Linked DNA regions of Homo sapiens: all the other regions are linked to region 4. The links are chromatin contacts, found by Hi-C or POLR2A ChIA-PET in ENCODE. All regions are on one chromosome and are shown on one strand. The core of a region is the stretch at or near the end of the contact, and the rest is flanking DNA. Distances in the headings are between cores, read along the strand shown.

What was found. A loop is a pair of places that touch in the nucleus more often than their neighbours do. ChIA-PET counts read pairs that join two places held with the same protein, here RNA polymerase II (POLR2A). Pooled maps may share reads with other maps.
Region 1: a loop to region 4 is called in a map of gastrocnemius medialis, with 1.8 times the contacts of the local background. The contact joins the promoter of SLC2A5 here to the promoter of LINC02606 in region 4. A Hi-C loop is called at or near these places in 2 of 168 maps with a recorded cell type or tissue (GM12878 and gastrocnemius medialis), 23 of 37 single-sample maps with no recorded cell type and 5 of 50 pooled maps. POLR2A ChIA-PET finds 5 or more read pairs at or near these places in 2 of 52 experiments (OCI-LY7 and activated B cell).
Region 2: a map of dorsolateral prefrontal cortex shows a loop between it and region 4 (3-fold over the local background). The contact joins the promoter of CLSTN1 here to the promoter of LINC02606 in region 4. A Hi-C loop is called at or near these places in 1 of 168 maps with a recorded cell type or tissue (dorsolateral prefrontal cortex), 1 of 37 single-sample maps with no recorded cell type and 9 of 50 pooled maps. POLR2A ChIA-PET finds 5 or more read pairs at or near these places in 1 of 52 experiments (PC-9).
Region 3: a pooled map shows a loop between it and region 4 (5-fold over the local background). The contact joins the enhancer-like site here to the promoter of LINC02606 in region 4. A Hi-C loop is called at or near these places in 2 of 37 single-sample maps with no recorded cell type and 4 of 50 pooled maps.
Region 5: a loop to region 4 is called in a pooled map, with 4 times the contacts of the local background. The contact joins the enhancer-like site here to the promoter of LINC02606 in region 4. A Hi-C loop is called at or near these places in 5 of 37 single-sample maps with no recorded cell type and 4 of 50 pooled maps. POLR2A ChIA-PET finds 5 or more read pairs at or near these places in 3 of 52 experiments (WTC11 and activated T-cell).

What each region holds. Positions count from the first base shown.
Region 1 is chr1:9,066,682-9,071,473 of GRCh38, reverse strand. It overlaps SLC2A5 (solute carrier family 2 member 5), which reads left to right and starts at 1,839. Exons shown (of 12, transcript NM_003039.3): 1 at 1,839-1,970. The coding sequence starts at 1,938.
Region 2 is chr1:9,820,225-9,825,453 of GRCh38, reverse strand. It overlaps CLSTN1 (calsyntenin 1), which reads left to right and starts at 1,489. Exons shown (of 19, transcript NM_001009566.3): 1 at 1,489-1,811. The coding sequence starts at 1,721. RefSeq lists silencers at 1,228-1,287, 1,308-1,357, 1,528-1,677, 1,688-1,767 and an enhancer at 899-1,615.
Region 3 is chr1:9,009,226-9,013,861 of GRCh38, reverse strand. It overlaps SLC2A7 (solute carrier family 2 member 7), which reads left to right. Exons shown (of 12, transcript NM_207420.3): 8 at 227-337; 9 at 3,618-3,719. Among named protein-coding and RNA genes, the nearest start is that of SLC2A7, 15 kb to the left of the region's middle. RefSeq lists a silencer at 2,788-2,847. Within about 2 kb of position 2,626, at least 5 of the 41 ENCODE cell types and tissues checked have a DNase peak (open chromatin) inside an H3K27ac peak, as active enhancers do.
Region 4 is chr1:9,427,385-9,432,194 of GRCh38, reverse strand. It overlaps LINC02606 (long intergenic non-protein coding RNA 2606), which reads left to right and starts at 3,199. Exons shown (of 2, transcript NR_104622.2): 1 at 3,199-3,273. RefSeq lists enhancers at 2,954-3,043, 3,104-3,333, 3,832-4,466.
Region 5 is chr1:9,161,193-9,165,963 of GRCh38, reverse strand. All of the region lies in intron 1 of MIR34AHG (MIR34A host gene), which reads left to right. Among named protein-coding and RNA genes, the nearest start is that of MIR34A, 12 kb to the right of the region's middle. RefSeq lists silencers at 1,150-1,199, 2,970-3,039, 3,190-3,259 and an enhancer at 1,710-2,039. Within about 2 kb of position 2,909, at least 31 of the 41 ENCODE cell types and tissues checked have a DNase peak (open chromatin) inside an H3K27ac peak, as active enhancers do.

The DNA of each region.
Region 1 (4,792 bases), core at 590-3,089, 360 kb after region 4:
TGCACTTGACATGACTGATGACTACAAACTTTGGACGATTATTTTTGGGGGGAGGATGGGGGACGGAGATGAGTCTCGCTCTGTCGCCCAGGCTGGAGTGCAGTGGTGTGATCTAGGTGCGCTGCAACCTCCGCCTCCCGGGTTCCAGCTATTCTCCTGCCTCAGCCTCCCAAGTAGCTGGGATTACAGGCGTCTGCCACCATGCCTGGCTAATTTTTGTATTTTCGGTAAAGACAGGGTTTCACCATGTTGGTCAGACTGGTCTCGAACTCCTGACCTCAGGTGATCCACCCACCTTGGCTTCCCCAGGTGCTGGGATTACAGGCGTGAGCCACCGCGCCCGGCCGGATTCTTCTTTGTGTTGGATTGCACACCTGTACCCGTCTCCTCACTCCCCCATCGTTGATTTCCTCTCCCCACCCTACCCCTGCAATTAAAGTGCATTTTCTTTGGAAACTTTTTCTAGATCTTTGAAATAATTGGAAACCTCTGGTCTTGCTATGCGTTAGTCACAAGTCAGTGTGCTAGGACAGTGATACGCAGAAGAAAAAGACAGGCAGTAGCTGGTGAAAGGGAATGCTGAGTTCTCCCTTGTGAATAGGGACCCCCCCGACCCCCCAACACACACACACACACAGACGGCCACGCTGCTAGGCTTCTCACAGTCTCCCACCCTGAGCAACCCTGGGGATTTGCTGCTAATGCAAGGAACAGTGCCTAACACAGGCTCCCAGTCTCTGCTTGTTTAAAGATGCATGAGATTCAGAATCAATCACTAAAGTAACTGGATTTACGCCACAGCAAATAGAACTGGGAGTATGTTCTGTAAAGATGAAAACCTGTGGGACTTGTGAGACTTTGGATTTTGGCCACTTGCGCTGGTGTGCCCTGTGGCAGCTGAATGAGTGCCAAACATGGGGGGCTGACAGTGGCCTGGCCTTGAGATGGCCGGACCCGGACCAGCAGGTGTGACTCATTTTCCCTGCCCTGCCTGGAAAGGGGTTCGAGGTATTTACCACCTTCCCAGTAGTGATGAATACACAGAAAGTAACATCCCTAGGTCATTCTGAGCTCCTTAAAATGGAAAATAAGAGGCCGGACACGATGGCTCACGCCTGTAATCCCAGCACTTTGGGAGGCCAAGGAGGGTGGATCACTTGAGGTCAGGAGTTCGAGACCAGCCTGGCCAACATGGCAAAACCCCGTGTCTACTAAAAATATAAAAATTAGCCGAGCGTGGTAGTGCACGCCTGTAATCCCAGCTACTCAGGAGGTGGAAGCAGGAGAATCGCTTGAACTCGGGAGGCGGAGGTTGTAGTGAGCTGAGATCATGCCACTGCACTCCAGCCTGGGACAAGAGCGAAACTCCGTCTCAAAAAAAAAAAAAAAAAAAAAAAAAAACAGAAAATGAGAAACTTTCCCCAAACAGTATTACACGGTGACTTGGGCAAAACTGACTCTCCACCAAGAGACACTTGACTGTAGTTTTCCTGGCAGGGAGAGCATCTTTGAGGTCTCTAGTGGCCCAATCTGTTGCCCTCAGATTACCTGGTGTCATGTAGGGTGGAGGACAGCTGTTGTTTGCCATGCGTTCCTGACAGAAATAACCCTTCCAGTCATTCACCATGAGCCTGACTGGTAGAGACTTTAGCAATGGGGAAATACCGTAGACTGTTCCATCAGGACAATGCTGGGCCTGCAGTCCCCAGGGGGCACCCACTTACTTAGCCAAACCCCAGACGTTTCATTTAAAAGCAGAAGTGAAAGGAAGACCAGGTTCCTGAAAGGGTTATTCTGACTTAATCTGGCTATAAAAATGCTATTGGCTGTTATTTGGCATGGCCAAAGTGCACCCAGAATGTCTTCTCTCTCCATTCAGTGCACGCGTTACTTTGGCTAAAAGGAGGTGAGCGGCACTCTGCCCTTCCAGAGCAAGCATGGAGCAACAGGATCAGAGCATGAAGGAAGGGGTGAGTGTGTTGCTCAGGGAAAGGGGCCAAGAGCAGGCTTGGCTGCCAGGGCCTGTGCAGCCTTCCTGGAGAGTCGCTGGGGGGCTCCTGGTGTTGCAGAGGGAACTCTGTGTTGGGAGGGATTATGGTGGGGAGAGGGGGAAAGTCTTGTCCAGCAGGTGGTCTTTTATAGGGAGGAGAGAGGTTTAGAGACAAGTGCTCTGTGGAAATCATTCTACTGGAACAGCCTTTAACAGCAGGATCTGTAACTGAATGGAAGAGACCCAAAGGATTCATTTGTCCCAACTTGAACCAAACATGTTAGCTGCAAAATCCTTCTATGGTTGGTGAGATGTTTCGCTCTGCTTTCGTTTTGCTTTTGGCTTCAGGGCAGTTAATTTTTTCAGCAAGTAACATAGCTGAGCTGCATGAAAGCAAGATAAACTCAGAAAAGGCGTTGCTTGATTTGAATTTAGTTCAGATCTGTCACGTAGGTTTCCTGCCTTTTAGATCCTGAGGCTCCCTTGTTTTAGAGAGGAAAGATTTTCATGGACTCCTGCAACGTAATTGCAGTTTACTTTCTAGATTCCCTTGATTGAGGAAAATGCATAATGTCAGAAAAGTAACACTGACTTATTAACACTTTATAAGAATTTGCATTTATTCATCACAATAGCATCTGCTTATATTTGGAGTGGAGGAAGGATAGTGCACATTTTTGCAAAACAGCATTTGTTCAGGCATGGATGTGAGACCCTCACCATAGGCAGACTGGAAACATGCTCTGTAGCACATAGATTAAGAGTGGGTCTTGGGAGGCTGAGGTGGGTGGATCACCTGAGGTCAGCAGTTCGAGACCAGCCTGGCCAACATGGTGAAACCCCATCTCTACTAAAAATACAAAAATTAGCCAGGCGTGGTGGCAGGTGCCTGTAATCCCAGCTACTCAGGAGGCTGAGGCAGGAGAATCACTTGAACCTGGGAAACAGAGGCTGCAATGAGCTGAGATCACGCCATTGCACTCCAGCCTGGTCAACAAGAGCGAAACTTCATCTCAAAAAAAAAAAAAAAAAAAGAGTGGGCCTGGGAAGTAGAAGCCCCCAGGATTCATTCCTGCTCCATCCTATTCTAGCTGTGGGACTTGGGTAAGTTCTTTAACTCTTCAGTGCCTCAGTTTTCTCATTTGTAAAATGGGAGTAATAACCATACCGCCTCATAGGGTGCTGGAGCAATTAAATGAGATAATGCATGTAAAGTACCTGGCACAGAGTGAGTTCCCCGTAAATGTTACTACTTTTCTTTCTCTCTCTCTCGCTTTTTTTTTTTTTTTTTTTTGACACAGAGTCTTGCTCTGTCACCCAGGCTGAAGTACAGTGGTGCGATCAAGGTTCACTGCAACCTCCACCTTCTGGGCTCAAGCGATCCTCCCACCTCAGCCTCCCAAGTAGCTGGGATTACAGGCATGCACCACCACACCCGGCTAATTTTTGTATTTTTAGTAGAGATGGGGTTTCACCATGTTGGCCAGGCTGGTCTAGAACTCCTGACCTCAGGTGATCCGCCCGCCTCGGCCTCCCAAAGTGCTGGGGTTACAGGTGTGAGCCACCGCGCCCGGCCATCGTAAATGTTACTACTTTTCAATCATTCTTTAGGCTGGTTTCTCCACCTCCGCGTGATTTCCATTTGGCACTGGCTAACGCTTCGTTGTAGGGGCTGTCTTGTGTGTTATAAGATGTTTAGCCGCGTCCCTGGCTCTACCTTCTAGACGCAGTAGCTCCCTCCCCCAGGAGTGACAACCGATGTCCCCGAGAGGGCAGAATCCACTCCCAGCCCTCAACTGAGAGGCACTGCTTTGGAGTCTACTCAGCCCCTTCGCTTGGGTCATCTTGTTTGTCTTACAACTAAGAAAGTGTTAGACAAATCAAGTGTCATCACCTCCATTTTATAGAAAAGAAACGGAGGTGATGAGGACTTAGGTGTTTGGGGTCCAGGGAGGTCCTCCGCTGTCCAGAGAAAGGCACAACTGCCACGTTCCCCACGTCCACCAAGTCCAGCTGCAGAAAGGAATGGAAACACCCCCACGTGGCAGGCCCTGAAACTGAGTAACACATTGCGAAAGGAAATGATTCAGATGGCCACATGCGAGAGGCATGGGCTGACCCAGCTGCCTGCTGCCTCAGCCCTCCAGGGAAGGAAGCCTCCTCTGGGCCAGAGGGATGAAGGTGGGGATGGGCTTCCCGCTCCTGAGAGCAGCCTGCCCCTTGGGGAGAAAGCTGGGGCGTGCTGGGCTTCCCAAAACACTCTGAAGGAAGCGATCCCAATGGTCTGTAAGAATCCGGGAAATCATTAAGTGCAGCCGAGAGGGGAGGTAGGAGCCAAGGAGAAATGCGGGGGCAGGCGAAGGCTACAGAGGCTGCGCGGTCCGGGGAGGAGGGCGTCTGGCAGTATGGAGCCAGCTGCCTGCCCCTCAGTGGTTGTGTGGCAGTGGCCTCACTGGCCTTTTCTCTTCTTTTTCTTTCTTTTTCCTTTTTTTTTTTTTTTAATTTTGAGACAGGGTCTTACTCTGTTGGCCAGGCCAGAGTGCAATGGTGGGATCATAGCTCACCGCGGCCTTGAAGTCCGGGGCTCCAGCAATCCTCCCACCTCAGCCTCCCGAGTAGCTGGGACTACAGGCATGTAGCACCACCCTTGGCTAATTTTTAAATATTTTGAAGAGACGGGGTCTCACTATACCCAGGCTGGTCTTGGGCTACTGGGCTCAAGTGTGCCTTCTGCCTCAGCCTCCCAAAGTGCTTGGATTGTAGGCCTGAGCCACTGCACTCAGCCCTGCTTTTCTCCTATGT
Region 2 (5,229 bases), core at 240-2,739, 390 kb before region 4:
CCTCCACGCAGGGGAGGGGGAGCAGGGGAAGGAAGGAGAGACATTAACAAGATGGAATCTGTAGGCTTTGGTGCAGGACGCTTACGGGGAACACGGCTCAGGGAGTTGGATTCCAGATTGCTTTTGAAGCCTTCCCCAGGTCACATCACACCGCTGTTCCCAGCCGTTCCAGGTCTTCCTGTTGACTGTAGGATCAAGTCCATTCCCCCAATCTGACCTCAGTCTACGTTTTTGGGCTCTTTGCCCACTAGTCTCCTAAATAAGTCCTCTGCGCCCCACAAACCAGTCTCCACCCAGCCTCCAGTGCTGCCAGCCTCCTCCACCCCCACCTGGAGCAGTGACATTCATGGATAGCTCCTCCAGCGGTCTCGAAAAATGAACATTTTAGGGTTCCACTTTTTGCTGTTGGTGTCCCCCTAATGCGAACATCCTGTCCTTGAGGGCTGATTCTTTTTACAATAGTTGTCCCAACGGGGGAAGTCATTTCACCTTTCTGACTTAGTTTCCTTATCTGCAAAATGGAGCCAGTAGTGTCTCATAGGGTACAGTGCCTGCACACACGCCCATCCACGGCTGTTCCAGGCCTTTCCTCCACTGCGGGGGGGTGCCAGGGGTCCAGAGGCGAGGAGGAGGGGGCCGCTGGACGCTGGGAAATTGGGAGGACCCCAAGATCCCTGTAGGGATCCACGGTAGAGGGGGAGGGCTTCTCTGTCCTCTCTATCCATTCGGACCTCCGCATTTCTAAGAACCAGCATCGCACCATGTCACTGAGAAAGAGCGCGCACACCAGCCGCCTTTTGAAAGTCACAAATAGATTCCTTCAGTGAATTCAGGACAGACTCCCCGGGGGCAGGTCCCGGGGCGGGAGCCGGTGTGGGTAGTGCTGCGCGGCCCTTAACTGTTTACCAGGCGCGTTTCGCTGACCTCGTCTCCTGGACCCCCTTTCGTGACCCCTCTCAACACCTCTACTGGGGAGACGAGGACCCCGAGGTTCTGGGGGGCGACGCGACCTGCCCGAAGTGACAAGGGTCCTGGGCCGCACTGCTCCGCCGGGGTCTGCGCTCCTCGGCGGAGCGGGTGGGAAGGATGAGTCCTCGGGGTGGAGAAGGAGGAGCGGGTCCCCGGGTACCGCTCACCCGGCCTTAGGAGCCCGGGAGCGCGCGTAGGGACGCGGAGTTGAGGCTCTCCATCTGCGGCCAGGGAAAGGGATACAGTCCCCCGGGCCCCTCCCGGCCGCTCGGAACCCACCCCAGGCGCGTCCCCGCGGGCGCGCGCTCCAGGCGGGGCCGACGGGCTCGGAGGCGCGCGCCCGCTGCCGGGTCCGCCGCGCGCGCTCCCTCCGCTCCTCTCCCCCGCCCCTCCCGGGCCCGCGCGCTCCCAGGGTCCGCCGCGCGCGCGCCTCGCGTCGCTCCCCATCCCCGCCCCTCCCGCCGCCACCCCGCCCCCGGCCGGGTACCCTCGCCGGACCCGAGAGAGAGCGCCGCCGCCATCTTAGTTGCTGCCGCTGCCTTCAGCAAGACGCTGCTCTGAGGCGGGGAGGGCGCCGCGTCCTGAGCGCGCGGCCCAGCGTCACGGCGGCGGCGGCGGCGGCTCCTCCTTGGACCCCCGGAGCTCCCCGCGCCGCGGAGCAGCTAGCCCCAGGCCCCTAGAGCCCCGAGAGCTCCGAGAGCTCCGCTCGGCGTCCCGCGCGCCTCCCTGCCGCTCCCGCCCCGGGCTGGCGATGCTGCGCCGCCCCGCTCCCGCGCTGGCCCCGGCCGCCCGGCTGCTGCTGGCCGGGCTGCTGTGCGGCGGCGGGGTCTGGGCCGCGCGAGGTAAGCCCCGGGGCTGGGCCGGGCCGCTGGGTCGGTGCGGGATTCGGGTCCGGGTGCAGGATTCGGGTCCCGGTGCGGGGATTCGGGTCCGGGTGCGGGAGTAGGGCCGGATGCCGGGATTCGAGCCGGGATGCGGGGAGTCGGGTCCGAGCGCAGGGAGCCGGGTCAGGGCGTGGGGTTCGGGTTGGGGGTCGGGCTCGCGGAGCCGGGGCCAGGGCGCAGGAGACTGTGGGCGCGCGCTGCAGGCGTCCCGGGGAAGCCAGGCTCCGTCCCGGGCGGGGCTCCTGAGCCTGGGCTGCCCCCACTGCAGCCCATGGTGGTGGCTGCGCTGATTTGGGGGAACGTGCAGACGGGCCGAAGGGTCAGTCCGCCCTGCTCAGCGGCGCACGCAGGCTGGGGCTGCACCCCTGGGTGAGATGCTCTGTGTACGTGTGCTCAGATGTGCATCAGGCGGGGGGTGCACGCACAGTTTTGGTGTGTGCTTACATAAGAGCCCACTCCTCCGCATCCCGTTTCCAAGATCCCGATTCTGTGTTGCTGCACCGCGGACACCACGACTTCGCCCCTTTCCGCCTCCTCCCAGAGTCCTTCAGACGTTGTCTGTTTCCAGTGGAGCCGAGGCTGAAACTTAGTGCTTCCCTCCCACCTTTTCACCCAAAGGTGAAATCGCGATGAGATTTGCGACCGCGGGCTCACCCAGTGTTAGAAATCTCCGTCTCTGCTACCCCTGGTGCCTTGGTGCTGTTTTTCTGACGGTCATTTAGACCGTGGAGGGTTAGATGTTCTCTACAAAAACGAGAAACCTCTCTGGTTTTTTAGGATTGTAGGACCGAAATTATTTTATGGCTCGGTGGGAAGTAGTATTTCTTGGCTAATTTATTATTAGCTTTTAACCTTCATCCACTTAACCTTTTAAACCTTGCATGCCTCTGCTATTGACTGGTCTTGCCAACGAAAAGCTTACGCATTGCAGATACAGTATTTGCTTCTGAGTGGATCTTGAAATCGTAAACATTTTCCTTGGCCTTAGAGCAGAGTAATCTAGGTGTAGTCTGTAGAATCTACTGTAGGCTTAAATCTGTTGTTCTGATTTTTTTTTAATCAAAAGAAATTTTGGGGAGGAGGATTGATAGAAATCTAGATGAAATGGTCATATTTGAATTTAGCAAGCTTTTTAAAAATTCTTATTTTCCCTTCCCTGGCGTGACATAAGGAGAGAAGTATGGTGTTCACGAATTAAAGGGCAGAGGCGGCAAATGCATCTTTTGTTCCATGTTCCTTTCTAAACATCGAGGATGATAAACTTTGAATACTTCTTTTATTTCATTTCTAACATTCTGTTGACTCTGTCAAATTCAGATCTTAGTCACTAAGTATCTCATTGCTGGCCATTTGATTTTTAAAAGTAACATCAAGCTAAGTTTGAAATGTTCTTTCCAGATGTGGGTTGGAGGTCTGAAACTCTAATATATCCAAGAGAAATGTCAAAAGTTTTGCTTCTCTTGGGGAAAACCCACACATTTTAAAAATATGTGCTTGGATTGGGTATTTTGGGAACAGTTTAAGTATATTTAGTCAGTGATACCATTTCTTGTTAAAATTGGTGCTTTCTTAAATAGCACCTACATTTGTTAGTCATTATTTAATTGCCTTGGTTACTTAAACAGCATACATTTCAACTTTGAATATCTTCATTACCTGAGACCGACAGAAATCTTGTGTGAAAGGTGTGTTGGCTAGTTGAGTCATTTGTAATTTGCTTTCTCTAAGTTTTTCTTGGTGCAGTTACAGTAGTTCAAGATTCTTAGTCTTCGGAATAAAGACATTTTACACATCAGTTATTCGTATGCATTTTTTTCAGGTTGCAAGTTAGAAAATGTCTTGGAATTACACGAAATGCTAATAAACAATTTCATTTTGAAATATTACAAGTGAATTTCATATGTAAATTTACAGTTTGGAGACACTCTGTGGGCTCGTTTTAAGAGATCATTTCAACTAATTGAATTTTTTACGGCTGTAAGGCAGTACGACATGAACTCCTGTTCATGCTGTAGCTACCTTTAATCATTGTTAATGTTAGATTACGTACAGACTGCTGCAGAAAATGATAGATTTTCTAATATAAATTGCATCTTGACTCTTAGTTTTGTAGAGACCCTCAAATTTTATTTTAATTATAGCTGTAGTTCTCAAAAAACATTGAGTAGAGCTGGGTGCAGTGGCTTGCGCCTGTAATCCCAGCACTTTGGGAGGCCGAGGCCAGCGGATCACCTGAGGTCAGGAGTTCGAGACCAGCCTGGCCAACATGGTGAAACCCCATCTCTGCTAACTATATAAAAATTAGCTGGGTGTACTGGTGGACGCCTGTAACTCCAGCTACTTGGGAGGCTGAGGCAGGAGAATTGCTTGAACCCAGGAGGCGGAGGTTGCAGTGAGCCGAGATTGCGCCACTGCACTCCAGCCTGGGTGACAAAGCAAGACTCCATCTTAAAAACAAATTCAGTAAGCCAAAATATTAGAAGAAATATCTTTGGCATGCCCTGGACGGTCATGTCCTTCAGCTACCTGCCTTCTTCATGGAGATCGGGAAATAGAACAGTGAAGCAGAGAAAATAGAAAGCTTATATGAATATTTAAAAAATGCAACCATGTAATGCATTTCGAAGCCACTTAATACATAAAATTCACTGTTACTTTTCCATTTGCACATAGGCTTAGTGAGACCTCCCCTCACCATCCTATTTGAAATAATTTCTCTTCCTGAACCCCTAAATCCTGTTTCCCTGCAACACTTTTTCTTTTTGCATAGCACTTAGCCCATTCTAACATGCCTTGTTGTTTACTTATTGAATTGTTTATCGTCTGTTTCCCCTCAGTAGAACATATGCCCCAAGATGGAAGGGTATCTGCTTTGCATATGTTTCCCGTCACCAGCACACCAGAGGCATGCCAGTATTGTGTGATTGAATGAATGAATGGGTGGATGGATAACAGCATTTCAGTTTAGACAGCGTAGTAGCTTTGCATCCTAATTTTCACTTTACAGATAAATGCTATATACTGAAAAAAATTACATAGTGTAAAGCAAACTTAAGTTTTTTTTTTGTTTGTTTTTGTTTTTGTGACAGAGTCTCATTCTGTCACCCAGGCTGGAGTGCAATGGCGCGATCTTGTCTCACTGCAACCTCCGCCTCCCGGGTTCAAGAGATTCTTCTGCCTCAGCCTCACCAGTAGCTGGGACTACAGGCATATGCCATCACACTGGGCTCATTTTTGTATTTTTAGTAGAGACAGGGTTTCACCATGTTGGCCAGGCTGGTCTGAACTTCTGACCTCAAGTGATCCGCCTGCCTCTGCCTCCCACAGTGCTGAGATTACAGGTGTGAGCCACTGCACCCGGCCCAAACTTAAATTC
Region 3 (4,636 bases), core at 1,377-3,876, 420 kb after region 4:
GGCCCAGAGAGGGAGGAGCTGCGACCCTGGATTCCAGGGCAGCGCCGGGCTCCACCCTGGTGTCCCGACTCCAGGTCAGGCCTCTTTTTCCCACCACCTGCTACCCTCTTCCTGTCCCAGGGTCCCCAACCCAGGCTTGCAGAACTGTGTGTGGCTTGAGTTGAGAAAGTTAAGCCAGCGTCCTGGGTCTTCCGGCCTGTCCTGACAGCCCTGTGTTTTTGTTTAGATCAACTACTATGCGGACACCATCTACACATCTGCGGGCGTGGAGGCCGCTCACTCCCAATATGTAACGGTGGGCTCTGGCGTCGTCAACATAGTGATGACCATCACCTCGGTGAGTGAGCAGGAGGCATCCTTCCTGCTGGAGGGTCTCTGGCCAGGTGCCGCCAGGCAGACAGGAGCCCCACAGAGTGAACTGAGTGCTGGTGGCCCTGGTCCTGGGGTCATTTAAGGGACATGGACTTTAGGATGCACACATACTAACTACCTGCATGACTTTGACCAGAAAACTCAAAATTCCTTCAGAGCCGGCCGGGCGCGGCGGCTCACACTTGTAATCCCAGCACTTCGGAAGGCCAAGGCGAGCAGATCACTTGAGGTCAGGGAGTTTGAGACCAGCCTGGCCAACATGATGAAACCCAGTCTCTACTAAAAATACAAAAAAATTAGCCAGGTGTGGTGGCACACACTTGTAATCCCAGCACTTTGGGAGACTGAGGCAGGTGGATGACTTGAGGTCAGGAGTTTGAGACCAGCCTGGTCAACATGGTGAAACCCCATCTCTATTAAAAAATACAAAAATGAGCTGGGCATGGTGGTGGGTACCTGTAATGTCAGCTACTTGGGAGGCCGAGTCAGGAGAATCACTTGAACTTGGGAGGTGGAGATTGCAGTGAGCAGGGAGATGGCACCACTGCACTCCAGCCTGGGTGACAAGAGTGAGACTCTGTCTCAAAAACAACAACAACAACAAAGAAAAACCTTCAGATCCAAGTTTCTTCCTTTGTAAAAATCATTATGGTGACTGCAATACATGGTATTCAAATGCAGGTACCCCTTTTTGTTGGTGCAGTTTCATGATTTCAGAGTTTAGTATTTAAAGTCTGAGCTACTTACGCTTTGATATATATGTTGCATGAAAAAGGGTCAGATGATCATGGCATTCCTTTCCCTAGACCATTTTCAAGTTATCTCCTGATTATTTTGATTCCTATTTCTTGAGTTGCCAGTGATGGTAAACATTTTCAAGAAAGTTATCTATTATTTGTATTTTCCCCAGAGCTAGTTTAAGTTCCAGTAAACTCTCAGAAGGTTTAGAAGGGCAGGGAGGGAGAAGTTAAGGAAAACAGTGGGAGAGGCTGACAGGAAAATTAAGGGAAGAGGACAGAGGTCCCCAGGCTGAAGTCTCAACCCCTTCCTCCTGCTGGATTTCTGTGGCCCCATCCCCAGTTTTCCCCTGGGGCAGGATCCATCCTTTATCCTCAGAGTCCTCCTCCTTGGGGATAAATGACCATAACTAGGACCTGCTTCACCATCATCCTACCTGGAGCAACCCAAGCCAGAAAAATACCCTTTCCCTCTCCCTGGAGGAACAGCATCTGGGAACCAGGCATACAGCAGGAAATTGACAGTATTTCCCTGATTTTTGGGGTGCACTTCGCTCCCATCCTGAATGGCAGTGATAGTCTGTCTGTTGGGATGTTGGGAGGACATGAGTCAGCTAACATGAGTCAAGGGGCTGTACAGGGCCGGCTCTGGTCAGCCATTAGGGATGGAGTAGAATGGAAATGGTATTAGAAGTAGAAAAGGAGCCAGGTGTGGTGGCTCATGCCTGTAATTCCTGCACTTTGGGAGGTTGAGGCGGGCGGATCACCTGACGTCAGGAGTTCGAGACCAGCCTGGCCAACATGGTGAAACCCCATCTGTACTGAAAATACAAAAATTAGCCGGGCGTGATAGCACATGCCTGTAATCCCAGCTACTCGGGAGACTGAGGCAGGAGAATTGCTTGTACCCGGGAGGCGGAGGTTGCAGTGAGCCACGGTTGCACCACAGCACTCCAGCCTGGGTGACAGAGTGAGACTCCACCAAAAAAAAAAAAAAAAAAAAAAAGAAGAAGAAGAAGAAGTAGAAAAGGAAGGAAGAAGTCGAAAGAATGCTGATCACAGGGAGTGTGGCCTGGGCTTGGTTGTTGGAGAAGGAGCTGGCTGAGTGGAGGGGTCAGTCCATCAGGTGGAAAAGTGGAGAGATGAGGGGCCCCGCATGATGTGAGCCCAGATTCCAGATGGCCTCAATGTCGAGTGGAGCCCCAGAGAATAGGAGGGGGCTATTTTTATTCTTATTCTTTTTATTTATTTATTTTTTAAACATAGAGACAGGGTCTTACTATGTTGACCCGGCTGGTTTCGAACTCCTGAGCTCAATCAATCCTCCTGTCTCGGCCTCCCAAAGCGCTGAGATTACAGGTGTGAGCCACTGTGCCCAGCCCAGGGGCTATTTTTAAATGTAGGTTTTATTCTTATTCAGGTATGGTGAGGCCAACAGATCAGGAGGTGGCTACTGCTGGAAAGACAGTTTGTTCCTCACAGATCCCATGAGGAGGGTGCGGTCCACGCCATTCCGGGCCTGCGGGGAAGCCCCAGGGTTGGTCAGGAAGCAGAGGCATGAAGGGGAAGTGTGAGGATGAACCTTTACTGTGGTTCCCACAGAAAGGAATGGGTGAGGCAGAGCGAGCAGGTTTAGGAGTAGCTGGTGTGAATAATTTCCTCAGGGTCGGGGACCACAGGGGCTGTGCCAGCTGTCTGGCCCCTGGCCCCCAGGGTGTTAGGGCAGGTGATGCTGGCCTTGCGTGTGAAAGCTCAGCAAAGGAAGACCTGGGGTGTGGGCCTGCATTGTTGGTTTGCAGATGAAAGAGGCACTCACTCCCAGACAGCGGTTTGTTTGCTATCAGTGGGGTGGGAAGGGCAGTCCCTCCAGGGCCATAAAGGTCCCAAGATGTCAAAGCATCAAACACAGAAACTAGAAAATGTGGTTATTCTAGTGGGTAGCAAGGGGTGCAGGGAGCCAAGATCCAGGAGGTCTGGAAATGAATGACCAGAACAAGGAAGGGTGGTGGTGAAGAGCATGAATGTCTGACCCATGTCAAATCAGCGGCCTGCATCCCACATGCAGGCAGCAGGGGTAAGAAAGGGGCACCTAAAAGGTGACGCACGGTGGCTCACGCCTGTAATCCCAGCACTTTGGGAGGCCGAGGCAGGAGGATCACTTGAGGCCAGGAGTTCGAGACCAGCCTGGCCAACATGGTGAAACCTCGTCTCTACGAGAAATACAAAACTTAGCCGGGCATGGTGGCAGGTGCCTGTAATCCCAGCTACTTGGGAGCTGAGGTAGGAGAATCACTTGAACCTGGGAGGCAGAGGTTGCAGTGAGCTGAGATCGCACCACTGCACTCCAGCCTGGGCAGCAAGAGCAAAACTCCGTTTAAAAAAAAAGAAAGAAAGACAAAAGAAAGAAAGGGGCACCTAAGAGGGGCCCACAAAAGGAAGTGGAGGCTCGGCCCAAGAACCGTGGGCGCCAGGCCAAGGCGGCTTCTCACTGTCCCCCTTCCCCTCCAGGCTGTCCTTGTGGAGCGGCTGGGACGGCGGCACCTCCTGCTGGCCGGCTACGGCATCTGCGGCTCTGCCTGCCTGGTGCTGACGGTGGTGCTCCTATTCCAGGTCTGACCTCATTTCCTGCCCCCTGGGTGGGGAGTCATGGGGAGGGTGGGAGGTCCCCTGACTGAACCGGGCCCGCTGCACCAAGTGGTTGGTTCTGAGTCCCACTGATGGCATGCATCCTGCCTGGAAAAGTACTTTGCAATGCCCCATCCTGAAGTGAATGTCACAGATGGCTTCATTTACCTACACCTGCACATGCAAATAAGTAACCGGATAGATGGTCCAGCTGTCATGGGAAAGAGAAACAAGGAGGACAGTTTGCAATAAAATATGTGCTTCAATGCGTAAATGCAAGGATGCCACCGCATTAGAAAACATCTATGGGCGGTGAACAGGTGTGGGTTAAGGAAAGACCAGAAGTCACCCCATTCGAGAGGTAGAAGGAGGCTGAGCACAGTGGCTCACTCCTGCAATCCTAGCACTTTGGGAGGCCAAGGCAGGAGGACCCATTGAGCCCAGGAGCTCAAGACCAGTCTGAACAACATGGTGAGACCCCATCTCTACAAAAAATACAAAACGTTTTCTGGGTGTGGTGGTGTGCACCTGTAGTCCCAGCTACTCAGGAAGCTGAGGTGGGAGGATCACCTGAGCCTGGGAGGTCAAGGCTGCAGTGAGCCATGATCGCACCATTGTACTCCAGCCTGGGGGACAGTGAGACCCTGTCTCAAAAAAGAAAAAACAAAACAAAACTACGAATCATTTTTCAGTAAGACTAAAACACAGCAGACCACCCAAACAAGAAGTACATCATTTTAATTTGCAGTGTTCTCAGCCTGTATGTATTATCCACGTTCTACGGAAGTGATGAAAATACGTGGTGTGTCATGATATAAAATCTCTAAAAAGCAACCAGCATTCTGTGTCTCCGAGGCAGCCTCTTTGCTGTTGCTTGTGCAGGAACGGCAGCACTGTCCTGA
Region 4 (4,810 bases), core at 1,950-4,449:
GGCTCATGCCTGTAATCCCAGCACTTTGGGAGGCCAAGGCAGGGGGATCACAAGGTTGGGAGTTTGAGACCAGCCTGATCAACATGGTGAAACCCCATCTCTACTAAAAACACAAAAATTAGCCAGGCATGGTGGCGTGCACCTGTAGTCCCAGCTACTCAGGAGGCTGAGGCAGAAGAATTGTTTGAACCTGGGAGGTGGAGGTTGCAGTGAGCTGAGATCCCACCACTGCACTCCAGCCTGGGCAACAGAGTGAGACTCTGTCTTCAAAAAACAGATTAGGACACTGGAGAGACACCAGCAGCAAGCGTGTGCAGGCACACAGAGAGAAGATCATGTATGTGAGGACACAGAGAGAAAGTGGTTATCTGCAAGTCAAGAAGAGAGGCTAAGGGAGAAACCAAACCTGCTGACACCTTCAGCCTGGATTTCTGCCCCCCAGAACCATGAGAAAACAAACATCTGCTGTTTAAATCCCTCCATCTGTGGCATTTTGTTATGGCAGCCTAAGCGGACTTGGACAGTGAAGTCGCCCTCTCAGGGAAGTTCTTTCCCAGCCTGCCTCTTCAGCATGATCTGCTTTTCCTTCATCACTTATCACAATTTATGAAGAATGTCTTATTTGGGTGACTGCATGACTACTGTCTATAGCCCCTTTCTCAGCATACAGACTCCAGGGGAGCGAGGGGACATTCAGGTTCTCCATTGCATCTCCAGGAGCTATGCTATGTTTGCTGGTCATCTAGGGGTGTTCAATATTGTCAAACGAAAGCCTTAGGTATTATTTTGTCCACAATAGAAATGAGGAAACTGAGGCTCAGGAAGGTTAAATAAATGTCTTAAAGACCACAAAGTATGGCCAGGTGCGGTGGCTCACACCTGTAATCCCAGCCCTTTTTTTTTTTTTTTTTTTTTTTGAGACGGAATCTCGTTCTGTTGCCCAGGCTGGAGTGCAGTGGTGTGATCTGCAACCTCTGCCTCCCAGGTTCAAGCAACTCTCCTGCCTCAGCCTCCTGGATAGCTGGTACTATATAGGTGCCCGCCACCACGCCCGATTAATTTTAGTATTTTTAGTAGAGACGAGGTTTCACCACATTAGCCAGGGTGGTCTCGAACTCCTGACCGCAGGTGATCCACTTGCCTCGGCTTCCCAAAGAATCCCAGCACTTTGAGAGGCCAAAGCAGATGAACCACCTGAGACCAGGGGTTCAAGACCAGCCTGGCCAACATAGCAAAACCCCGTCTCTACTAAAAATACAAAAATTAGCCAGGTGTGGTGGTGGGCGCCTGTAGTCCCAGCTACTTGGGAGGCTGAGGCAGGAGAATCTCTTGAACCCGGGAGGCGGAGGTTGCAGTGAGCCCACATGGGGCCACTGCATTCCAGCCTAGGCCACAGAGTGAGACTCCATCTCAAAAAAAAAAAAAAAAAAAAGCCACAAAGCAGCTAAGTGGTAAAGGGAGTCTGGAACCCAAGCCTCTAAAGCTCTAGCTCCTAACCATGCCTTAACCCTTGGATTCTGCAATGCACCCATTCTCTCCACAGACCTGTACTGAGCACCTATCATGTGCCACGCACTCTGTCTCAGAATTGGGGATGGAGCAATGATGAAACAAATTCCTGTCTTCATGCGGAGAGGGACATCAAATAAGATAAAGAACTAAATTAAACGGTTTATTAGAAGGTGATACATTAAATGCAATGGAGCAAAAGGAAGGGAATGGGAATGCGGGCTTGGGGGAGTCTGATTTGCAATTTAAAACCAGGAGGTTGGTGAAAGCCTTTCTCAGTGAGGAACATTTGAGCCAAGTCTTGGAGGAGGTAAGGGAGAGAGCCCTGGGGATAACTGAGGACAAGTTCCAGGCAGAGGTAAAGGCAAGTTCAGGATCCCAGAGGCAGAAGCAAGCCTGGCAGAATGGCCACTGTGGCTGGTGTTAAGTGAGAACGGAGACAAGAAAGGAAAGGTCTAGAACAGAGGCCTGGCCGTGTGGAACACTTCTAGCCATGGTAAAGGTTTGGCTTTTACTCTGAGACAGGAGGCCTGGTAGTTTTTGCACAGAGGAGGCACATGATATGACTTTTAACAGAATTACTGAGGTTGTTATGTAAACACAGACTGACGGGGTGGGAGCAGAGGAAGGACCAGCTAGGCAATTACAATAATCCAGGTGAGAGATGGGGGCTTGGTCTAAGATGCTGTTAGTGGATACCGGATTCTGGGGAAAAAAGAAAAGCCAATAGGATCTGCTGACAGATTTGACACGGGATGAAGAACTCTAAGTTTACAGCCTGAGAAGCCAGAAGGATTTTTCTTGAGGATGAATTCCAGGCTGGAGCTATAAGGAGGGGAGTCATCAGCACATAGTCTTTAAAGCCATGAAACCCGATGAAATCATCAAGAGATTAAGCGAAAAGAAAGAGAAGTCCAAGGAGCCAGTGCTGGGGGTACTGATACATTTAGAGGTCAGGAAAAAGAGGAGAGGCTAGCAAAAGAAACAGAGAAGGTGGGGCAGGGATGGAGGAGAAAAACAAGCGTGTGCACTGCCAAAAGCCAAGTGAAGAAAGTTTTGCGGAGGAGAGGGTGATAAACTGTATCAAAAATTGCTGATAGAGCAGGTAAGAGGAGGACTTGGGAGAGACTGAGTTTGGCTGGAGGGAGTTCAACAGAGTGGGAGGAGAGAGCTGGACAAAGAATATATACACTCTTCCAAGGAGTTACGGTATTCAGAAAGCGAAGGGATGGGGTGGGAGCTGGAGCCACCACAGGGTTCTCAGGAAGGGGGAAATTACATGTTTATATGCTGATGGGAACGATCCCTTCGAGAAGAAGTTAAGGCTCAAAAAGGTCAGGTTATCCCGGCACCAGTCTGGTCCAAACTCTTCTTCCCACCCCTAAACTACTGAAGTGATACATTTAAGTCTTCCCAGCCCTCCTGCCTTACACGAAATCCGATTAGGGCAGTTTGCATTTTTACTTTAATGGGGACATGTGATATTTAGCACCTTCGGTCAAGACGCCCCTCAAATAGGTTTTCGGGCTCTGCGTCCCAGCACGGCCTCCCGCGCGCTTTCGAAACGTCACCCTTGTCAGCTGTCCAGTTTTCCTCCAATCCCGCCTCGGGGGCGGGGCTGGCGCACCGTCTCTACAGCAACGCCTTAGCCAGAGGGTGCTCAGGTTTTCGGGACCGCGCGTGGCGCTCTCAGATGACGTCACACACCCGCGGCGCTTGCGTGACGTAAGCCCTGCTCAGTAAGAAGGCTCCGCAGGTCGGCAGGTAGGAAGAGCACTACCTCGCACACTGCGCATGCGCCACCTCGGGTGGCCTCAAGGTTGCTGTCGGGAGTTGGGTTTGAGGTCGGCTCCCTCTGGCTGCTGTCTCTTTAACCTGAACTAGAGAAGTCCTCCGCGATGCTGCAGTTTCCCGCTGGCTTTCTCGGAGCCACCTTGCGGGCAGATATCCGAGAATCAGAGTTCATTCTCTTCATCTTGCCCATCTCTTACCTCTGCTGGCGAGTTCTTCGTTGCATCCCAGTCTGAAAGTGCTAGTCGAACTCCCAATTTGCTGTTGCCCGCAAGCTTCCTCTAGCAGGTCATCTCCCTTCGAAACAGATGCTTTCAAATCTTGTGTCCTGGAAAGATTAGTAACCGTGCTCTTTAGCACTGGTGTTTGTAAGGGTAACCAGGCTACAACTGAGGACCTGAGAATTTCGGCTTTGAATCAAGTACTTGAGCTTTTACGTGCTAGGACCCGTGACTTTTGTTCACTGCTCGTGACTCTTTCTGTCTTCTTTCACATTTTTAGCCAGGATCCAGTTGGCCTTACTAAGTAAATGACCTCCAGAAAAATGAAGTATCGGCCAGGCGTGGTGGCTCACACCTGTTACCCCAGCACTGTGGGAGGCCGAGTTGGGCGGATCACTTGAGGCCAGCCTGGCCAACATGGTGAAACCCCGTCTCTACTAAAAATACAAAAATTAGCCAGGCGTGGTGGTGCACGCCTGTAATCCCAGCTGCTCCGGAGGCTGAGGCAGGAGAATCGCTTGAACCCGGGAGGTGGAGGTTGCAGTGAGTCGAGCTGGCACCACTGGACTTCAGCCTGACCGACGGTGAGACTCCGGCTCAAAAGAAACAAAAACAAACAAACAAACAAAGAAAAATAAAGTATCACTGTTCTAAAACTTAGAATTCCTTTACGTATTCATTGGCTGACATTGATTAAGCACCTATGCTTTTTTTTTTTTTTTTTTTTTTTGAGACAGAGTCTTGCTCTGTCAACCAGGCTGGAGTGCAATGGCGAGATCTCGGCTCACTGCAACCTCTGCCTCCCGGGTTCAAGCAATTCTCCTGCCTCAGCCTCCCGAGTAGCTGGGACTACAAGCACCCATTCTTTCCTGGATACTGTGCTGAACCTGGGGGCTACAGTGAGGATGACATCTGTCTCTGACATCATGGCACATTTAGGTGGTTAATTCAAGAAACATTGAAGTCCCACCTGTTTGCTAGGTACAGTTTAGATTATAAATGCTCATTGAAAGAATGAAGTGTGAACTAAGATCTAGCATGAGGCTGGGATTCGGTTTGAATTGAACCTTGGCCCTGCTCCTTAGGCGCTGTATGAGCTGGGGTGACTTCTGAACCCTCCTGCACATCTATTTCATGATTCATAGAAATGGGCATAATAATGCCTACTTCCTTAAGGTATCATGAGAGTTAAACCTCATGCTATGGTTTGGGGAGTCTTTTGTTTCCACTTCCTTATGATTCTTCCCTTCAGAAAAATGAAAAATTAAAAACCCTGTTTTCTCCTTACG
Region 5 (4,771 bases), core at 1,660-4,159, 270 kb after region 4:
GAATTGCTTGAATCCGGGAGGCAGAGGTTGCAGTGAGCCGAGATCACACCACGGCACTCCAGCCTGAAGGACAGGGTGAGACTCCGTCTCAAAAAAAAAAAAAAAAAAGATTAGCTAGGCGTGGTATGGTGGTGCACACCTGTGGTCCCAGCTACTAGAGGAGCTGAGGGGGTAAGATGGATGGCTGGAGCCGGGGAGGTTGAGGCTCTGGTGAGCTATGATCATGCCACTGTGCTGCAGCTCAGCGGGTGACAAAGCCAGACCCTGTCTCTGAAAAAAAAAAAAAAAAAAAGTCAAGCAATTCATATGTAGATGCAGTTAATGAGCTGGGCCTATTTCTGTCCTGCTTCTTCCCTAAGTCCCCAAACACCTCCCATATCAGCCTTGGGCATGTGTCCTTCCGGTTCACCCACTTCTTGGAGATGCTTTCTGTTGACTATTTGCTGAACTCTGTGGCCGCCCAGAAAATACTCCAGGGAGTGTGATGTGCGTCTATTTCCGGAGCCTCATTTCAGCAGGACTGGTGCCTGGTCAGGGTCTAGACCCTCCACCTCAGGGCCTGCCGTGGAGCAGCCAGAACCCTGGCTTCCCCCAGGTCCCCTAGACAGGCTGCTGTCACCTCTGCCCAGCTCTGGACTCTGGGGTCTCCCCAGATGAATGCACGGCTCCCTCTCCCCCAGGCCCTCATCGGGGACAGGTGGCCTCTGCATGTTCCACTGGTCTGGCAGGTCAAGAACTCAGATTGTTTTAACAGTGGGTGAGGCTTTTATGTATTCAGGTGAGACAACGAATGTGAAAGCTCATTGTCACCTGTAAAGCACCTACCAGTCTGCTGTGACGATGACGGGATGATGAGAACTGTCATCGCTCCTTCTCATTCCTGTGGCTTTACTGTGGGACCTTGAGAGCCAGAGCAGCAGGGGGGAGGTTCTGAGGGTCTAGAAGCCTCGGCAAGGGGCTGTTGCAGCCAGGGGCAGTCAGGCAGGGTCACCCATGCAGGGGCAGCCAAGTGGCTTGCCCAAGCTGGGGTCTATGCCTAGAGGACCCTCCAAAGATGCTGACCCCCTGAAGCCTGGCATCACCCAGGGAGGAGCTGTCACCACCATGGCCCTCTGGGCTACTAAAAACAACCTTTTGCCCAGGACTTGCAAGGAAGAGAGAGAGAGTTCTCGGTGGATGAGAACAGTTTTTCAGTGGCAGTGCTACAGACATTTGGGGCCAGATGATTTTTTGTGGTGGGGGCTGCCCTGTGCACTGTAGGATGTTTAGCGGCATTCCTGGCTTCTACCCACTAGAAGCCAGGAGCACTCCCTACCCTTCAATTGTGATAATCAAAAACGTCTGGGTTTTTTTCTTCTTTTTTTTTTTGAGACAGAGTCTTGCTCTGTCACCCAGGCTGGAGTGCAGTGATGCGATCTTGGCTCACTGCAACCTCCACCTCCCAGTCTCAAGTGATTCTCCTGCTTCAGCCTCCCAAGTAGTTGGGATTACAGGTGTGTGCCACCATGCCCAGTTAAGTTTTGCATTTTTAGTGGAGATAGGGTCTTGTCATGTTGGCCAGGCTGGTCTCGAACTCCTGACCTCAAGTGATCTGCCCGCCTCGGCCTCCCAAAGTGCTGGGATTACAGGCATGAGCCACCACACCCGGCCCCAAAAATGTCTTTAGATATTGCCAAATGTCCCCTGGGTGACAAAATCATCCCCCAAACTGCTGGATTAGAGGCTTTGGAAATGGATTTTCTGTGACCACTGCTTCACCATTGTAAGCTGCCTCTCATTTGGGTGCAGTTTTCTTTGTTCCTTTTCCAAAAAGCTGACCTCATCGGGCCCATTTGTTTGTTTCGTTGACTCACCCAGTCTAACCGCAAGCAGCCTTCCTCCTCTGGGGGATCCCAAATGACTTATCATGGGACTTTGTATGTAAATTTCAAAGATTATTTTCTACTAAATCAGAGGCAGAAATCCTCAACTTCTTTTTTAGCAGCCTTGGTAAATACTTCCTTAGAGTGTTTAAGGGGCGTGCCGCACTCCTGCTGGTGGTCTGATTGTGAACACCTTTGCTGTTCAGTTCCCTGAAATCGCCAAATATTTCCCTCTCCTTTGGGTCTCAGCCCAGTGACTAGCGGATGATCTAAGGGCCAGGGCGGTCTGAGTTGGCTAGTGCACCGGGGATTTTCTTAAGGCCTTTGACCCGGGGACTGGTGTGGGAGGAAGGCAAAGGCCTGGTTGTTTATGAGCAAGGAGGAGTCAGGTCCGAGGATGGAGCCCTTCGGGGTCACTGCCCTGGGCCCTGCCCCTCTCCTGCACATCAGGCCCCTTGGACAAGGCCCGTGTGTTTGCAGGACCCTCTTGGGGCAGCAGAGCAAGGGCTGGCTTTGAGAGAGAGCCTCACTTTTTTGTTTTTTTTTTTTTTTTTTTTTTTAAGTAGAGACGGGGTTTCTCCATGTTGGTCAGGCCAGTCTTGAACTCCTCACCTCAGGTGATCTGCCCTCCTCGGCCTCCCAAAGTGCTGGGATTACAGGCGTGAGCGACCGCGCTCGGCCAGGGCTTCACTTTCAAGCTCAGTGCTGCTCTGAGGGGTGGACACAGCCCTGATGTCAGTAGCTGAAGACCTGCCTGGCCACACTCAGCAGCAGTTAGCCTTCTCCTCCCGCGCCCCGTGAACAAGGCTGTACCCTGGGAGGTTGGGCTCTGTCTGAATTCCATCACAGGTCCTCTCCTGGGCCTTGCCCTGCTTTGTTGCCTCCTTAGGAGGATGTCTTCTGGTTTCCTAGGAAGGGCTTTATATCTTAACATCCACCCTGCATTCAAAACCCAAGTTATCAAGACCACAGGGCACCACAACCCTCCTCTTGGCCTTGCGGTTTCTATTCTTCAGTGACTCCCAGAGGTTTGGCTTGATTGGCAGCTTAGAAGCACATGATTGAACTTGAGCAGTGGTTGAAACTCAGAGTCAGATGCCTGACCCGCCCCAATCCCAGGCACAGAGTCTGACCTCACACCCAGGCTGTGCTGTGTACTCAGTTGTTCAGTATCGACTTGAGCTTGACGGGCATCAGGGGCCAGGGAGTGAAAGGGAAGAGAAGCCAAATCTGGCTGCTAAGGGCTCTCAGTCCTGGAGGGCAGGAAAATAGTGGCCTTGCCGCTAGACCTGATGCCACCTGCCCCTCCAGCTGTACCCCCTCAACACCTTGGGTAATACCTCAAGCCCCACGTCCTCTTCCAAGCCAGATAGGACCCCAAGTGCTGGGTGATCCTTATTGAAGGGTAGGGACAGGAGGGACCCGTGGGATTGTGTGTGCTCAGAGCGGAGTTCAGGGGCACCTGAGGGCAAACTGTCTCTTTGCTCCCAGGGCTGTCCTCCGTGCCTTTACCTGTGCTGGGCCCTGGCAGAGCTCTGAGTCTTCTGGATTCCAGCGTCCATAGTAGCTAGTCTGTCCACTGCTGGAGAAAAGCTGCTTTCCCAAAATAGCCACCCAGGGGGAAAGAGCAGCCCTGGAATTTGACCCTGACGATCACCGTGACGGGGCTGCTGGCCCCACCTGGCCTGACCTCCACGACATCACGGAAGGACTGTTGGTTAGTTGTGGGGGCCAGGATTTTTCCTCTGTCCCCCTCCCCTCTTCTTCTTCCCTTTCTTCTTTCTCTCTGCCAGCTTCAGGTTTGAAATTCCAGTGACACCGAGGGAGATGCTCCAGTGCCTGTCCGGCTGGGGGGCAGGTCACATGGTGGGAGCAGAGAGGGGAGGGCACTTGTGCGCCTGCACCTCTTGGCAGGTGAATGCACACCTATGGAGGGGCCTGGGTGCTGGCAGCGAGCCCCGCTCCCTGCGGCTGTGCCAGGCCCAGAGGCGGCAGCGAGCCCAACAGGTCAGACAGGTGGAGCCAGGCTGGGGAAGCTGCAGGACCAGAGCTGACATCCGATCAATCCAAGGTCCTTCTTTGGCCCACAGAGCAGGTAACCCACCCTTTTCTTTCTTTTTTTTTTTTCTTTCTTTCTTTTTTTTTCTGGTTTAATTCACTGACAACTTTAGGGAACATTTACAACCCGAGAAAAAGGCCATTGAGATTGGGGGGCAATCGCGAATTGTTTGGAGAGGGATTTGTGGTGTTTTGTGTGGAGGAAATTTGGCCTCGGCATTAGAAAAGCATTTCTAATTTTCAGGTCTTTGATTCTGAAAGCAGATTTCTTATGGAGCCTGGGTGCTGGGTGGCATATTGGGGAGGCAAAGCCCAGAAGCCATGAGGGTTTTCCTGTGACTGCTGATGGAACACCGTGGGAGGCTGTAGTTTGGTGGCCTGTTTGCCTCCATAAGGAGGGGTTGGGGCAGAGACAGGGTGGTCGGGGGACTGCTCCGCGACAGGACTTGGCTGTATGGGGGAAGCTCTCCCAGTTCCTATCAGAGAAACACGTGGAGGGCTGGACTCCCTCCAAAATTCAAATTTATGCTACAGGCCCTTACTGGGGCTGGATTTTACTTGGAGATTGTTTGGAGTTTTGAAATCACCTCTCCTGGTAAGAAGACTCGGTCTCCTGTGTTCTTGCCCCCTCTGTATCTTGGCCAGTGATGGTTCCCTTAGACAAATTGATGGGGGATTTCTGGCCTGAGGACAGGAAGAAAAGGAGCCCAGGTCTGTTTCAGTGAAGAACAAGCCCAGGACACCCCACCTGAAACTAGGACTAGTTTTGCCCAGTTTGGCATCGTTGAAAACGCATTTGCCCTCTTCCTTGAACCAGGCTGTGCCTTCTTCTATCTGTTTCCCTGCCATGG